Linked DNA regions of Homo sapiens: region 2 is linked to region 1. The links are chromatin loops, found by intact Hi-C in ENCODE. Cell type or tissue: mammary epithelial cell. All regions are shown on one strand.

Evidence for each region. Peaks named below come from ENCODE experiments on the same cell type or tissue, not always from the same donor. Only the 100,000 strongest peaks of a DNase experiment are listed, where the experiment ranks them.
Region 2: it touches region 1 in a loop (13-fold over the local background); 18 of 110 quality-filtered maps call a loop at or near these places.

Annotation. Positions count from the first base shown.
Region 1 is chr3:10,879,180-10,887,179 of GRCh38, reverse strand. All of the region lies in intron 6 of SLC6A11 (solute carrier family 6 member 11), which reads right to left. Among named protein-coding and RNA genes, the nearest start is that of SLC6A11, 67 kb to the right of the region's middle. In mammary epithelial cell, a CTCF peak has its summit at 3,473 (motif pointing right); no DNase peak of the experiment used is centred here.
Region 2 is chr3:10,769,411-10,777,410 of GRCh38, reverse strand. No RefSeq gene overlaps it. Among named protein-coding and RNA genes, the nearest start is that of LINC00606, 9.2 kb to the right of the region's middle. RefSeq lists enhancers at 4,436-4,935, 4,936-5,437. In mammary epithelial cell, a CTCF peak has its summit at 4,509 (motif pointing left); DNase peaks (open chromatin) are centred at 4,660 and 5,730; H3K27ac peaks cover 1,969 bases.

The sequences.
Region 1 (8,000 bases):
CCTATCATCCATCTACCCATTCATGCATCCATCTATCATCTATCTGTGCATCCTTCCTTCCATCCATCCATCCATCCATCCATCCGTCTGTCTGCCCATCCATCCATCCATCTGTCCATACATTCATCCAGTGCTGACTGGGAGCCTCTCATGCACCAGGCTCTGTGTCAGGTGCTGAGAAGTTCACAGCGGATAAGACAGACAAATTCTTTGCTCACATGGAGATCACTTTCTTAATGGGGATATTAACAATGAACACATCAACAAATAAGCATGAGATTACTTCAGACAGCCATCAGCCCTGTGAATAAAATAAAACAAGGGCTTTGTTAGGTCATAGGGTCTAGGGAGAGATTTTTTTTTTTTTTTTTTGAGATGGAGTCTCGCTCTTGTTGCCCAGGCTGGAATGCAGTGGCATGATCTTGGCTCACTGCAACCTCCACCTCCCTGGTTTAAGCAATTCTCCGGTTTCATCCTCCCCAGTAGCTAGGACTACAGGCACATGCCATCATGCCTGGCTAATTTTTGTATTTTTAGTAGAGATGGGGCTTCATCATATTGGTCAGGCTGGTCCGGAATTCCTGACCTCAGTGATCCACATGTCTTGGCCTCCCAAAGTGTTGGAATTACAGGCATGAGCCACCATACCCAGCCTAGTGAGGGACGTTTGAGCTCATGTGGTCAGAGGTGACCTGACTTTGGAGCTGAGATCTGCAGGATGACAGGGAGCCAGCCACAGGAATATCTCAGGGGAGAGTGATCCAGGCAGAAGTCAGAGCCCTGCAACAGAATTGATCCTGGAATGCCCAAGGCTGTATGGGACAGGGACCAGGCCACAGAGGGCTCCTTGACCATGGCCACGGGGAGCAGTCTTGATTTGAATCCTGAAGCAAGAGGATGCAGCCATGGGGTGGTGAGCAAGGGAGTCGATCTCTGCTTCTGGTCACACCAGAGTAACAGGGATCAGCCCAGCCCTCCTGCCATAGCAACTATTAAAGCAGACAAAATAACGGAAACCACTATTTTCAGGTAGTAGACAATGTGCAGGGCTAGACTGCAATCCTGAGAGATGGGAACCCCTGAGAGGGTTTGCCCATCCTGCTGCTTGGTCACTACTTCCTGACCACCATGCAGAGAGCTGAGTCTGAGCATAGCATGCAGTCTCCCTGGGCAGAGGAGGCAGTGCCAGAGTGAGGACAGTGGGAACAGCTGGAATCCACAGTGGGAGTGCTGGAAAGGGAGCTGTGCACAGAGGGGACCCAGAAGTCCATGTGGAGGCTCTCTGTGAGGCTGGGCTGGCTAGGTGGGACCGCTCAAGGCTCACCAGAGAGCATTGCTACAGAGATGAGTAGAATAGAGACCCTGGAGTCTGGATGCTGATGGCAGGGGGAGGGAGGCAAGGGGATGGGGGCTCCCAACCCTGCCACAGTGGAGAGATCTGGTCAACCCCAAGTTTTCATGCTTGGCACTCAGCTGAGACACAGAAAGACCTCACCATAGGAGCAAGAACCATGTCCTAGGGCAGGGTATCTCAACCTCAGCACTACAGACATCTGGGACCTGATTTTTTTTTTTTTTTTTTATCATGGGGGCTGTCCTGTGCATTGTAAGATGTTTAGCAGTACCCCGGGCTCTACCCACTACATGCTGGTAACATCCCCTAATTGTAACCATCAAAAAATGTTTCTAGACATTACCAAATGTCTCCTGGGAGGTAAAGCTTCCTCAGTTGAGACCCATGCTCTAGAGTCAGAACGACTTTACACTCATCCTAATTAAGTCTAAAGCCAAGCCCTGATGAGATTTATAGGGGAGGCAGAGCTTGGAATCCTATCAAGTCCTATTGAGTTAGAGGGGCTTGGGAACAGTCCAGATTTCTACAGACCTGCACTAAGAAAACAAAGTTGAGCCTACACAAGGTTAAGGTGGTCATCTAGTAATTCAACTACGTAGTATAAAAGATTTTAAAGAAGCTACTATAAATATATAATATAAATGCATTCAAATAATTAAAGGAAAATGCATTCAAAGAACAATGCCAGAAGGTTGTACGATCCAGGATCCCTTTTAACAAGCTCCCTTGGTCTGCCATGTGAGAAAGGGAGCAGCGGTGATCAAGAGGAGATAGAAGCCCACCTTGGAGGTGATTTGATTCTATTCTATTCACTCGGAGGAGGCCGACTTGTGCCTCAGTTGTTCAGGCTGCACTTAACTTAGTATGCTCAACCTTGGTAGATACTCTCAAAGTGGGGGACTGACAAACTAAAGCAGATAAGTGAAGAAAGAATAATCAAATTATAGAATGAATGAATGTCTCAACATTGGGAACCAGGTGAGTAGAACGTTGTCCCAAAGTAGAGGTAACAGGCCTCCCTCTCAGAGGGGCCAACTGGAGGCTGACAAGGTTACCACAGAGAAGATTCCTGCGCTGAATGGAGATTAAAGCTGCCCAAGGCTAAGATTCTAGGATTCTTGCAAAGTTGTCACATAGGTTTGGGATGCTCAGAGATTCCAGAGCCGGAATGCCAGCCCAGGACTGGGCAGGGATAGAGAGAGGTCAGGAAAATCAGACACGACACAGTTTCAGTACCGTATCCCTCACACAGCCAAGTCAGACTCACCTGGGTTCAGCTGCTGGCTGTGCAAGCTTCAGCCCCTCAGAGCCTCAGTCCTCTCATTGGTAGAGCCTTTAAGACACAGGCTTTAAAATTCTCATGACTTATAAGATGATGTAAAAAGACCTCAGGTCCTATCTTATAGGTCATAAGAATTTTACCTATATATAGCATTTAGCTCCTATGTCTAAAATATAATAATTTTCAACTATTTGCTGATTGGATAAATTAAAAGACAAGTTTCTAAAGCACAGTACCTGGCATAAAGTCAGCAATCAATCAATGATAACCAGCATCAGTAGTTTTATGAGTACCCAAGCAGCGTTTCAACCTCCAGGACTGTGGATCATAAGACACTGCTGAAACAGCCAGGAATGAAACAAGAAAAGAATAAACATCCACTACCTTTAAGCGTGCATGATGTTAGATCAGTGATGCATCTCTAATTACAGAGGAATTTACCCTCTGACTGGAAGGAGTACACCTGTCAGGTCAGTTCCAACCTCAGCACCGCCCGGCACCACTGTTGTCATTGGCTTAATCATGTGTCTGTGTCAAGAGACTGTCATTTCCTTGAAGATAAGCGCCATGTGTGATGATCTGATTTTACATTCCAGTGCTTGGTATTAGGAACAATGAAACTAACTCAGGAACAAATACATTGAAAGGAAACCTTGGGGGATTTTCAGTCTCAAGTAGTGGCCCCCACCTCAGTGAGGGCCACTACTTTGCAATATTTTCAAAACCGTATATAATGTCTCTGTGTTGATGTCGATATGGACATTTTTGTTTGAAAGTCCAACAGCCAGAAGGCCCAATCTTCTTTGGGTCCTTGCTTAGAATCAGAGTACACTGCCACCAGGTGGCAGCAATTCCATGGTAACATCTGTGAGGTTCAGCAGGTAGGGTCTTGAACTGGGGTCTTGTTTTCCCTGATTCATCTTTTTGTGGGTTGGGGAGGCAGGGAAGATTTGGTGTTCTGAGGTGCTCTCACAGTGTGGGCATCTTTCATCCCAGCTCCAGAGTTTGGACGCCTTAGTCTCAGGCTCCAGTTCCCTGCACAGAGGAGGTGGATCTGGGGAACTGGTGCACCAGTGCCCGGAGAAAGCAGACCCCACCATTTGGATCTGTGACAGGCCTTTCTGTTCTTGCCCTGAAAACACACACTTGAAACACAATGATGAGTGAGAGGAGCGGGAATCTGGGGCAGGAACAATGTGATTTCTTGCAAGATCCCCTCAGCTCCCCAAAGACTGAAAAGACAGAAAGTAAAATTTTGAGGGCAAAAAATGGAGTGGAAGCACTTCACACTTCAGAGAGAACACGGGGCTGACAGTGAAGACCAACAAATGTTTAGAAAATTATAACAGACCACGGAATGCAAATTGCTGGGGGACAAAAGCGGCAAGCTGCTGTGTCGCTTCAAGTTCTTGACGAGAAACTTAATTTACTGGATCCACAATAAAGGTCCTCGGTTCCAAGTTCAAAGCGCCCCCCCACCTCCCCGCCCCCCGCCCCCTTGGGCTGTGGGGCCCTGACTCGTCCTGCCCAGAGCTGGCAAGGTGGAGGCAAAAATGAGGACTGCCACCGGTGTTCCAGAGCTCTTCTGGCTCCCAGGCCCTAGGCTGGGTGCCAGAAGGGAAACGTGGAGGTGCTCTGGGCCTCATGTGCACACTTGCCCCACTGCCTCCCTGTGCGGCCGATATTCTTACCCACAATGCACAGGTGAGAACCTGGAGCCCAGAGAGGTCAAGGGGCAGGCTGTTGGTCACCATCTGGCCAGTGGCAGCAGAGTGACTCCCATTTCCTCGCCTCCACACCAGATCCCACTACACCAAGAATACCGCTTTCTGAAGAGCACACTCACAACTGCAACCGTAACGCAAAAGAACACAGGCTGTACTAGAAATTGTTCTTCCTTCTGTCTTTCCTTCCTTCCTTTGTTCACTTGTTTGGTCCTTCCTTCGATTCATTCAAAAAATATCTCCTGAGCCCTTCCTGTGTTGCAGGGACTGTTCCAGGTCTGGAGATTGAACAGGGCAAGTAACAGATAAATTCTCCACCTGCATGGGGCGTACATCCTAGTGGGTGGAGAACGGTGATGCAAACTGAATGGCATCTGCGATGGTGATGAGTGCAAGCTGGGAAGACAGATGAGATGCACCAGGAGCACGTGGGGTGGTGGTAAGATTTTAAATAAGGTGGTTGGGACCTTCATTGTGACTGCACCGGTCGGGCGGGCACCCCGTTAGACTTTCAAACAATTTTCACACTTCTCTCTCTTGATCAGTGGAGAAGCTATTCTCCCCACTTCTGCATAAAGAGCAGGAAAGTAAAATGGCTCCCAAGGCTCCAAAGAAGGAGTAGAAATGACTTGCTGTGCCGTCTCAGCCCTCAGGTTTCCTGGCTGAGCTCTTTTCACCCTTTCTGGCTTTACTGGCCGGGAGGGAGGACGAATGGGGCCACCATGAAGGCAGCCACAGCCACCCAGCTCAACACTTTATCAGCCTTCATGCAGAATCCCTGCTGCCCACATGTGGAGGGGCAGGAGCACCCTCCCAGGGAACGTCCTTGTATAAGGCTGGAAGCTGGAGTCCAGAGCTTTGTACCAGTCAGACGCCCTGTGTCCCCTTTAGAAATGTAAATGACACAGCAAATAGGCATGTCTGAGCCCCTTGTAATCCTGAGGGAAGGGGAGCTGGGAATCAGTCTGGAATTAATGGAGATCCTGGATCATGGACGGGCCACAGGGCTAAACTGGGGCTCCTCATCGCTCTGGTGGGGATGTGGGCAGAAGAGTATCCTCTGGGGTGGGAAGGTGCCAACGGACTCTCCTCTACCTGCTGACCTGCACGTGCCCACTTGTCCTGGCCCAGGCCCAGGCTTCATGAACCCCACACATGTTTGCAGAGAAGTGAACTCTGCTGATAACATGCCATCCCCACGGTTATTACTGGAGCACGATGGCAGGCTGGCCCTTCACAGAGCCACAAGAGACAAGGCAATTTTGGGGTTCTAACGCAAGGTACACAAGCTAACAGCCCTCCTGACTTTCCCAGTGGACCTTTCCAGGAAGTTCCTAGAAAGGCAAGAGAGGGAAAGTGATGGTATAAATGCAGCCACTCTACTTTACTTACTTATTTATTTTTGAGACGGAGTCTCGCTTTGTCCCTCAGGCTGGAGTGTAGTGGCGTTATCTTGGCTCCCTGCAACCTCCACCTCCCAGGTTCAAGCAATCCTCCTGCCTCAGCCTCCAGAGTAGCTGGGATTACAGGTGTGTGCCACCATATCTGGCTAATTTTTATATTTTTAGTAGAGACGGAGTTTCACCATGTTGGCCAGGCTGGTCTCAAACTCCCAACTTCAAGTGATCTGCCTGCCTCAGCCTCCCAAAGTGCTGGGATTACAGGGGTGAACCACTGTGTCCAGCCTAAATGCAGTCACTTTAAGCCCACTCTAATGTATAAAAGGCACAAGTCGTTCACAGGCTCTGGTACTCAGATGATTACCAACAACAATTTGCTACTCCTTCTCAACAGACTAAGAATGGAGGAGAACTTCTGGTCTCATCCAACCACACTTCCTTCTTCTTCTAGGGAGGGAACCCCAGAAGAGGTGAGACTCCACCCTTTCCCATCAGACTGCATGCTCCCTGGGGACAAGGAGGCTCTTACTCATTCTACATGCTGAGTAGCTGGCACAGGTGGGGCTGCAATAACTACCAGTAGAACAAATTAAGGAAGGGTTGCTGGGCTCTGGTGATAGATGAATGGGACACATGTTTGTTGTAATCCCTGCCATCCTGGAGTCCATAGACTAGGAAGGACTCCCCACCAAGTGCTCATTTCACCCCCTCCTGGCCCTCAGTCCACCTGAGCTCACCCTCATCCTCCAAGGGACTAGATGGAGCAGCCCTGGGGACCAACGGGGCTCAGAGGCTGGAGACCTGAAAGTATCCTGGAGCTCAGCCTGAGGCTCAGCCCTCTGACTCCCCGCAGGCTTCTCTTCCTCCCCTAATCACCTCTCCTTCCTATTTCCTATTTCTCCACTTGTGGGAGAGATTTTACTGGCTATAGAGTCACCCACTTAAATTTCTCATAGCTGCAAGAGGCCTGAATACTGCAACTGCTGGATTATCCCAAAGACACAAAGGTGCCCATGCTCCCAGACTAGCCCAACAGCCAGGCCTAGGGACACTATCTGGGAACTTTTCTTCGTGGTGCAATTTGAACTGCAGGATCATTTCCAGAAGTACAGGAAAACTAAGGATCATTTTCAGAAAACAAACAAATAATGTGGACTTGCTAAGAGGACAACACTACAAAGAGATACAAGATGGAAACTTTCACTGACTTCCTGATAAAATACTTCCAGTCGACCCCTCTTCCTAATCTACTCTTCCTAACTTTGGGAGCTGTGCCTCAGTTGTCTGTAGGGTGACCATGTGGCTATGGAAGTCCTAAGACTAGCTTAGGATGTTTCTCTACCGCCACAGCACTGTGCCTCAGATGTTGGCCAGCCACCTTCCACCTGCACTACATTTGTCATGTCCATGCTTTTTTTAAATATTTTTTGAACATTTGCCTTTAAATTAGCCTCACTTTTAATCACATATATGACATATATGTGTATGTATGTATGTACAGGTTGAGTATGTCTAATCTGAAAATCTGAAATGCTCCAAAGAGCTCCAATGCTCATTGAAGCATTTCCTTTGAGAGCCATGTCGGTACACAGAAGGTTTCAAACTTTGGAGCACTTAGGGATACTCAACCTGTATATATATGTATGTATGTATATATGTGTATGTATGAGATCATACATATCATATATATAGTCTCATTCTAGCAATAATAGCAATAAAGCCATGATTTTGATATGGTTTATGTCCCGGTTTTATTCCTAATGCCTATAAACATACATACATAATTCAAAAGAAAAAATATTCCTCCATGACTGGGCCATCAAACTTAACCTTCAAGGCCATTGGCTGGGGCAGGCGGGTGCAACCTGTGATTGAGGGAGGAGGGGACATGGCCCCCTAGAGGCTAGGAGCCTTCCTCAAGGTCATATCACCACTGGCAGAGAGCAGGAATGGAAACCAGTGCTTCTTGCTTCTTCATGGGCTGGGTATTCACAAATGGGGACAGTTGGAATTAGGCCACACTGGGCTTCTTCCTGCAGCATACCCCAGCTGCCAAAACACACCAACATACATGGGGTTTTGTTTTCCTTTCCCTCTTGGGGTCGCGATCCTTATTTATGCCACAGAAAATCAGCAGTTACTTTTTGGGGACATAGTTGCTTTTGGGACACACACAAACACACATACACACTTCCTAGCCATCGCTGACAGAGAATCAAAAAACATTACAGCTCACGGAT
Region 2 (8,000 bases), 110 kb after region 1:
GGCGCTGTGGCTCACGCCTGTAATCCCAGCACTTTGGGAGGCCGAGGTGGGCGGATCACGAGGTCAGGAGATTGAGACCATCCTGGCTAACACGGTGAAACCCTGTCTCTACTAAAAATACAAAAAATTAGCCGGGCACGGTGGCGGGCGCCTGTAGTCCCAGCTACTCGGGAGGCTGAGGCAGGAGAATGGCATGAACCCAGGAGGCGGAGCTTGCAGTGAGCCGAGATTGCACCACTGCACTCCAGCCTGGGCGAAAGAACGAGACTCCATCTCAAAAAAAAAAAAAAAAAAGGCATCAACATATATGTCATCAGTCAAAATGCATATGAAACAGGTTGAAGAAGAATTTTAAGTCACAATTTACAACTCTGAGCTGAGAAAGCTCAGATGAGTGACAGCAAAGAAATACAAGAGACACACATGGAAATGAGTGGTGAGCAGGAGAAACTGGCAGGGGAGGGTAGTGTCCCGGATGGAGCAGAACATGAAATAGAAGGAATGCCGGTCCTCGCAGGACAGAAGTTTCTAGTAATTCCTGTGCTGTGCTAAAGGTGGCATGGAGGAGGTGGCACCTGCTATGGGGTTAATTGAGTGATGGAATCAGGGAAAACATAAAATGAACAATTCACACTTGGAGGAAGCTGGAGAACAGGAGAGACTCTGAGAAATGCCACAATATGCCTGATGGAGCTGGGTTCCTGTCAGACTTGTGGAGGTTTCCAATCTTAGTTCTGTACCCTCAACTTTTCCCAGGGGGAGTTCCTGGGGGCAAGACCCAAGTGTGGGCTCCTTGCCACAAATATCTTCTCTGGAGACATTCTTAGCTGGCTGGGTTTTAGGAATGTGGAGGCCATTGGAGAGCCTACATGTGCCCTGCGTTTTCCAGATGGGGAACTGAGGCACTGGCTGAGCCAGGGGCTGTCAGTGGCCTCTGCCAGCCCCAGCCTTTGCTCAGCTGCAGTCCTGGAGCTCTTGAACTTGGAGACTCAGCTCCCGATCCTTTCCTGAGTCAATCCTGTCCCACAGGGTTGTGTATGTTATGGGGAGAGGGGGAAGTTGTTTTAAGGCTGGGGTCCAAGAGCAGCACCCCAATATCAGGTGAAGGGCTCTGTTTCTCACACCCACCCTCTTTTTCTGTGGGTTCATCTGTAAGCACAAAGGCGGCAGGTTGATATAACTTCACTTGGCAACTCTCATTGAGAAGGACAGAGAGATTCCCAGGGGGAACATTCTGCAATGGGTTTGTTATGTCAGCCAGAGACATAGGCTTCAGAGTGGTGGCAGGCAGGCCACAGACCTGGCATCCCAATTAGGTCACATCTGCTGCTTGCTGGACTTCAAGTGTCATTGCAGCCTGCATTCTCCTGCCACACCCAGAACATCAGGCACCCTCTCTATGGATGCCTGCCGCAGCCAACCCCAGGAGCGGTGTTCCCACTGTCCCTGGCTGACCATCCATGGGACCCTGCCTATTGCCAGCTTAGTCTGTGCATTCTCCACTTCTGTCTGATCCCAGCTTCTTGCTTAAGTAAATGAGCAAATGCCTGGAGCACATTCGGGAGTGTCTGTGCATAGTAGGCACCTCGTGAGTTTCTATTCGTTTTATTACACCACAACCGTCCGTCTTCCTTAATCAACGACACTCAAGTGCCTACTCTGCGTCAGGTGCTTTCTATGGCTTCTCCCATTTAATCCCCCTCTACCCTAGAAGGTAGATTCAACAACCATAGTTCCTATTTTACAGATAAGGAAGTTGCTGCTCAAGAAGTGAGGTTCCTTGGTCAAGGTCAGGGAACGGAACGTGTGAGTAATGAGCCAAGGATTCAACCCCAATAGTGTCTGGTGCAAAGCTCAGGCTTTCTCCAACTTGAACATTGAACCTTCAACCCCAATCGGGACGTTCTTCCCCACTCAGCCCTCTACAGCCAGGCCAAGGGGCTTCGGTACTGACTGCTGGTGTGAGCCCGCATCTCCTGTCCACGGAACACTTACCCTACACTCACCAGGCACTTCTGAGTATCCCTGTGTTGTTCTAGTAGGACAAAGTCACCGACCCATGCCCAGTATCCTTCCTCACCCCTCCAAACTCTCCACCTCTCTCTGGACACAAATCTGGGAGCCCAAGAATTGGCTGAAAGGTGCTGCTGTTCCCACCAGCCACCTGCCTCCTGTATTTCTGGCAGGGAAATTATACTTCATTACCTTAAAATGTATTTAATAGGGCATTCATTCCTGAATCTTCCACGGAAACTTTTGAAACAGGAGAGAAAATACCTCAAAGGTGTGATTTAAAGGGCCTTCTCTATGGATCTGGCCTGGCCACATGGGGGGCCCTGCTTACTTCAGAAGGAGCCCCCAGCCACCCGGCTTCCCTGCTCGCATGGGTACCTGCTCGACCGCCCTGATGTGCAGCATGGAGAATTGCTGTGTGCTCTCGAGTGAGGCAGCCTGGATGTACACTTAGTAAGTACAGAGAGGGGAGGGAGAGAAAATGGACACGTTCTGCTGGTGGGGAGTCCCTGGAAGCATGGCTGTGGCTCCTGGGTCATCCTCCCCCTGCCTTCGTTCCTGCCTCAGGAGGATACACTTACTTCCCTTCTTTCCCATTCATGGGTCATACCCGGCCATTCACTGCCTGAACATGCACCCCAATCTCTAAGCCAACCCAGGAAATATGCCAGCAGCCTTGGCATCAATATCCAGCCATGCCTGGCAATTCTGAGCCCCAGGAAAGTAACACCCAGTGGGCAGGTGCTGCTGACCCCCCACTTTCCCTCTACATGCTGGCGGGTTTACTATGGAGAACTGGTGGGTAAAGCCCCTGCTGGGATGGCTTTGAGGGATGTTCTACGGTGTCTTTCAGAGGTCCACAACAAGACTAAGCTCCACCTACCCACAGGGTCACGTGCTCCATAACAGCCTTCTTGCCCCTGCCTCCTTCTCCCCAGCCCTAGTCAACTGGTATTTCCTAGGGTCGACTGCCAAATAAACTGTTCATGCTTGACCGCTTGTCTCAAGTGTATTTCAGAGAGCACCAAACCAGGACAGCTGCACACATCATTCCCAGAATCTCGCGGCTGCCCCCAGCTCAGGGATAAGCGCCCCCAAGGACTCTCCCTTGCTGATCAGCCACATGGTTCAGCCCCAGGAGCTGGGCTTCCCTCTCTCCCTACACTTCCTTTCCAACTTGCATCTCAGGCCACCTTCAGGACTGAGGCCTGACTCCCAGCTGGAGTCTTGCCCACTGAGGTCTTAAATACAGCCCATCATCTGGGTCCCACTCTTCTCTCCATCTGTCCCAGTGGCAGCCATTCCCAGCATCAACTAAGGCCCTTGAATCTGTTTGGGCCATGAGACTGGTACAGATGCAACCTGAGAATCAGGTCCTCACTCTTCCCCTCCTATCGGTTGAAGAACCTGACCTCAGACAGGCAGAAAGAGATGAAATGCCCTGGGCTGAGGCAGTTGTGTTTGGTGGAAAGATATCAACAGTAGGAGGCAGACCGCTGTGTGCTCCTATCTCAGCACTGCCATTTGCAAGCTGCTCTGCCTTGGGTGAGTTAATTTCTCTGAGATTCAGCATCTTAACACTTAAATGATACGTGGCGGAGATGGCTAACTGTCCCCCATGGTTCGTCCCCCCTCTTCCATAGCACAAAATGAGATGGGGGCTGCCTGGGCAGGGACTACATTTCTGGGCATTCCTTACACTGAACCGACTGCTATTTATCATTTAGTTGTCACCAACAAAATGAGTGGAAGGGAGGCCTATCACTTCCAGACCAGTGTGGTTGAGATGCCAACTTATCTTCTTCACCATCTCTCCCAGCTTCCTCCCACATTCAGGGGACTCCAGAGTTCTAAGCCTGGGTCCCTGAATCACCACATGGAGGAGAGCTGCCTGTTAACCAGAAGCACCAGCATTGTATTATTTGAGCAAAAAATATTCATTAAGCTACTGAATTGTGGAGGTTTATTTGTTATAGCAGCTGGCATTAGCCTAGCCAATATATAATCATATCTCCATGTTGTGAAGAGCTAAAGGGATCATACAGATAGCAGCTACATGTAATGAGCACTTACTGTGTGCCAGACTCTGTTCTTCACATGCATGGTCTGTCTCACTTAATCCTCAAAGCAACGACATTATCCATATTTTATAGCTGGGGAAACTCAAGCACAGAGATGTGAAATTATATACCCAAGATCACACAGCTAGGAAGTACTAGATCTGACAATAAATCTGTGTTCTTAACCACTAAGTTGAACTGTTTCCCAAATGCAGTGTTAAATAGCATTTAATACAGTGTCCGGCACAGAGTGAGTGTTCCCCAAATGGGCACAGTCACTGTTAATTAGGCTGAGCAAATGCATACCCCAGGAGCGTCTCCTCCTCGAGGCGCTGACATGGGTGTCCTTGCAGCTTATCCTGTTGCCTGATGCTCCACTGCCCCATCTGCTGGTGCCTAACTAACATCAGCTCCCCTCCGTCTCTATCTCAGTGCCCTTACTGGTCGGCAGACCCCTGCTCAGCCACCGTGCACAGGCATATTCCTTTCTTCGACATTCCCCTGGGCCAGGCAAAGTGGGGAAATCTGTTCAGGGTCTCCTGATGCCTGTTGGAGTCTTTGTCTAAATGGGGCTGAGGCTCTCACTCTGGGCAGATGAATGACACAAGGGCGCCCTCTCTGGTGGGTGCAACCCTGGGGTTCCAGCCTCACCTGAGTGCCCTCAGTTCAGGACACAGCCCGCCCACCTGAACCCTGACCAGTCACGGCTTCCAGATGCCCTGAGTCACTCCTCAACAGGAACCCCTCCTGTTGGGGAGCCTGAAATGAAACCCAAGATTTTCTGAGGCTGAAACATCCCTCACAGCCCTTCCCTGCAGCTGACAGCCCCACGGGGGAGTCAGCGAGCTGTCCCCTGCTCCCCTGGCAGAGGCCTCTGCGAGGTCCCCTGGACAGCTTCTGGCCTTGGCTTCAGCCCAGCCTCCCCCAGGGCTATTTCTGGCCAGGCGGGTAATAGATTTCTGCCTCCTTTTTGAGGGCCTTTTGTGTGCCCTCAAACCTGGGGCCAAATGCTTCCCCTCCAAAAGAAAAAAAATAATAACAGCCGTGCTTCCAGCCCCTGCACTAGGAGACTTGTGGGGCCAGACGACCCCGGAGTGAGCTGGCTGAGGTTTCATTTCTGGTAACTGCCCACCCCTCTTCCCTGAGCCTGGCTTCACAAAGCTCGCTTGTGGGACACCAGTGAAGCATCTAATGTGTGGGATATATGGAGGCAGGGGCGCCTGCCCTGCATTTCCTGGCATATGATTTATGAGGTGGGGCTGGGCTTGCTTCCCTCCCTCCCCAGCCCGACCCTGCCCAGTCGGGGAGATACAGAGGCTGGAATTCTCCCCGGTGGGGGTCCAGGATCGGGCACCCTGCCACACTGCTCCAGGAATCTGCTGTGTCTCCTGCCTGCCTGTTAGAGGCTAAAGGAAGCCATGATTTCCACATTATACATAAGGAAACTGAGGCACAGTTAGGCAGCTAGACTTGGGTCCCAAATGGGGGAGCTTGGGCCAGCAGAAATTGCCTTCTCTGGAGGCCAGCATTTTTCATACCTGTACTCATTGGAATCTTCTGGGAGGTGTTTAAAAATGCTGATTTCCAGCAAGAATTCTCAAGAGACTGACTCAGCCATGTTCGGTACACACTGTCATAGAGGGTGCACTTTAATAGGCATCAGACAACTCCTCAGGGATGATGTTGAAACCTGCAGAAGTCCCAAACCTGGCCTGAGCCTGCACCACATCCTGAATCTACAGGGGATGGGCCTGGGCATTTTGCTTTTAACAAAGCCTGAAAACTCCTGAATATGAAAGCCGAAAGGGACTGTGACATTGAAGAGTCCAGATTTCCTGTTTTCTGGATAAGAAGACTGAAGCTGGGAGTGAGAGGAGGTCTTGGCCAAGGTCACACATCAGGGTGGTTGGGCCTTTCCTTGAGGACAGGAGAAGAGAGAGGTGTGGGCTCTCCAGGAACCTGGAGGAGGTGAGAGGGAAAAAGGAAGAGCTTCACCAACCTGAATGCAGATAGACTTGAACATCCCTACCTCTGGGAGGCTGGAGTTGACGCCTGATCCCAGGCATCTGTCCCTCCGTCACTCAGGGTCAGAAAACCCCTCCCCACTTTCTGCAGTAGGACAGAAGTTCCTCCCTCTAGTTAGTGTCAGGGCTTAGTGTCAGCATCTGTAAGTTTGTCTTGAAGGCTGTGTCAGGCCCCTTAACAGATATCAGGTCCCTGCTCTCCAGGAAAAAGTCACAGCCATCCTCGAACTGCCCAAACATGGACCCAGTCAGCCTTTCCCCATGACCCACCCCCAGAACCCTGGGGCCCCTGGGGCACCCAGTCCCCAGGCCTGGGTGCAGGCTGCTAGGGCAGCATGTGGATGTATGCTTGCCTGAATTAAAAGGAAATAGATGGATGGAAGGGAAATTGTGTACAATTAATAAACGATGGTGCTTGGTTTGGATTTTCCATTGCTTTCAACTTTCAGAACATTGCTCCCATGAGAACGGACAGCTGTGACCCGAAAGAGGAAGGCCGGACATGCAGCCAGATGCCCGGGGGCTCGCCTCCCAGCCTGGCAAGTGGCTGGGTGTCTCGTGAGTGCTGCCATCCCTCTCTGAGTCTCCGCTTCCTTAGCTGTAAAGTGCAGGCTGCCAACTCTCCTTCACCCAGTCTCCGTCACAGCTTCCTGGGAGCCTGATTTGGGATGACGCAGGCGGAAGTTCCCAGCATGCATAGGTGCTGGATAGACAATTGTCCCCTAGAAGGGGACACACAAACAATTCTCAGAGGGAGCCCTCTGGCTTGTCCACGTGGAGATTCTGCACACCAAACACATTTTACAAACAGCACGTGTTAGCTAGCAGACATGGCTGTTCTCTCACTGTTGAGGAAAGGGGTGGAAATGTAGTCAGGTAAATATTTTTCAGGAAAGATCTTTCTCTCAGTACTTTTTCTGCCCCCAGATGTGTGAAAATTGAGAGAATGAATATAGAATTATCTTCTTGAGAGATTCTCCACACCGATCTTTACTGAAATTTAACAGACATATAGGAAAATGCACAATCCTAAGTGATAGCTCAGTAGGTTTCACGAACTAATCATTAGACATCCATGAAACTTGCGCCCAGGTCAAAAAGCTTCTAGCACCAGCATCTTAGAGTCTCTGTTGACCCAAAGTCCCCCCCAAGTCATGAGGCCCCCGCCCACAGCAACCATAACCACTATCCTGAGTTCTACCAGTCTGCTCTTTAACTGTATATGAATAAGTCCTACAGCATGTAGTGTTTGTTTGCTGTCTGGCTTCTTTACTTTGATGTTATGTTAGTGGTTTTAATTTGCCTTTCCCTGATTGGTAATGAGGTTGAACCTCCTTACATATACTTATTGGCCATTTTGTGAAGTACCTGTTCGAATCTTTTACCTAGATGTCTATTGGGATATCTGTCTTTTTATTGATTTGCAGGAGCTCTTTATTTATGATGGACACTGTTTAGGTATTTAGGTCCTTTATGAAGACTCCCTACCTCTTACTCAGACAGTTCATCCTGAAGACTTCAGGAGTTCTGGTCCCAATGGAAACCCATTGAATACAATCATTCAAGAGATTCCTCTCTAGCTCTCAATAGCAGCTTGATGCTGCCTTCTTCTTCAGAGTGCATTGTGGCTCTGCAGCACATAAAGAAGCTGGAGAATTTTGTCTCTGGGCTCTTCTTGCCTCTACCTCCCCCGTGCCTCTTTTTCACTTTTTGGTAACCTACCAGCTAGGTTCTGTTTCCATGGGCCTTGCTCTCAGCTGGCAAAAAAACAAATCACTTTTAAGGTGTATGGCAACCAGGTAGCTCCATGTCTTTTGGTTTCTGCATGGATGGGAGTGTAAGGAGGGTGGGAGTGGGACCTCAAGGAGTAGCTGGCACCCTCCTACTGCCTGTCACTGCACCT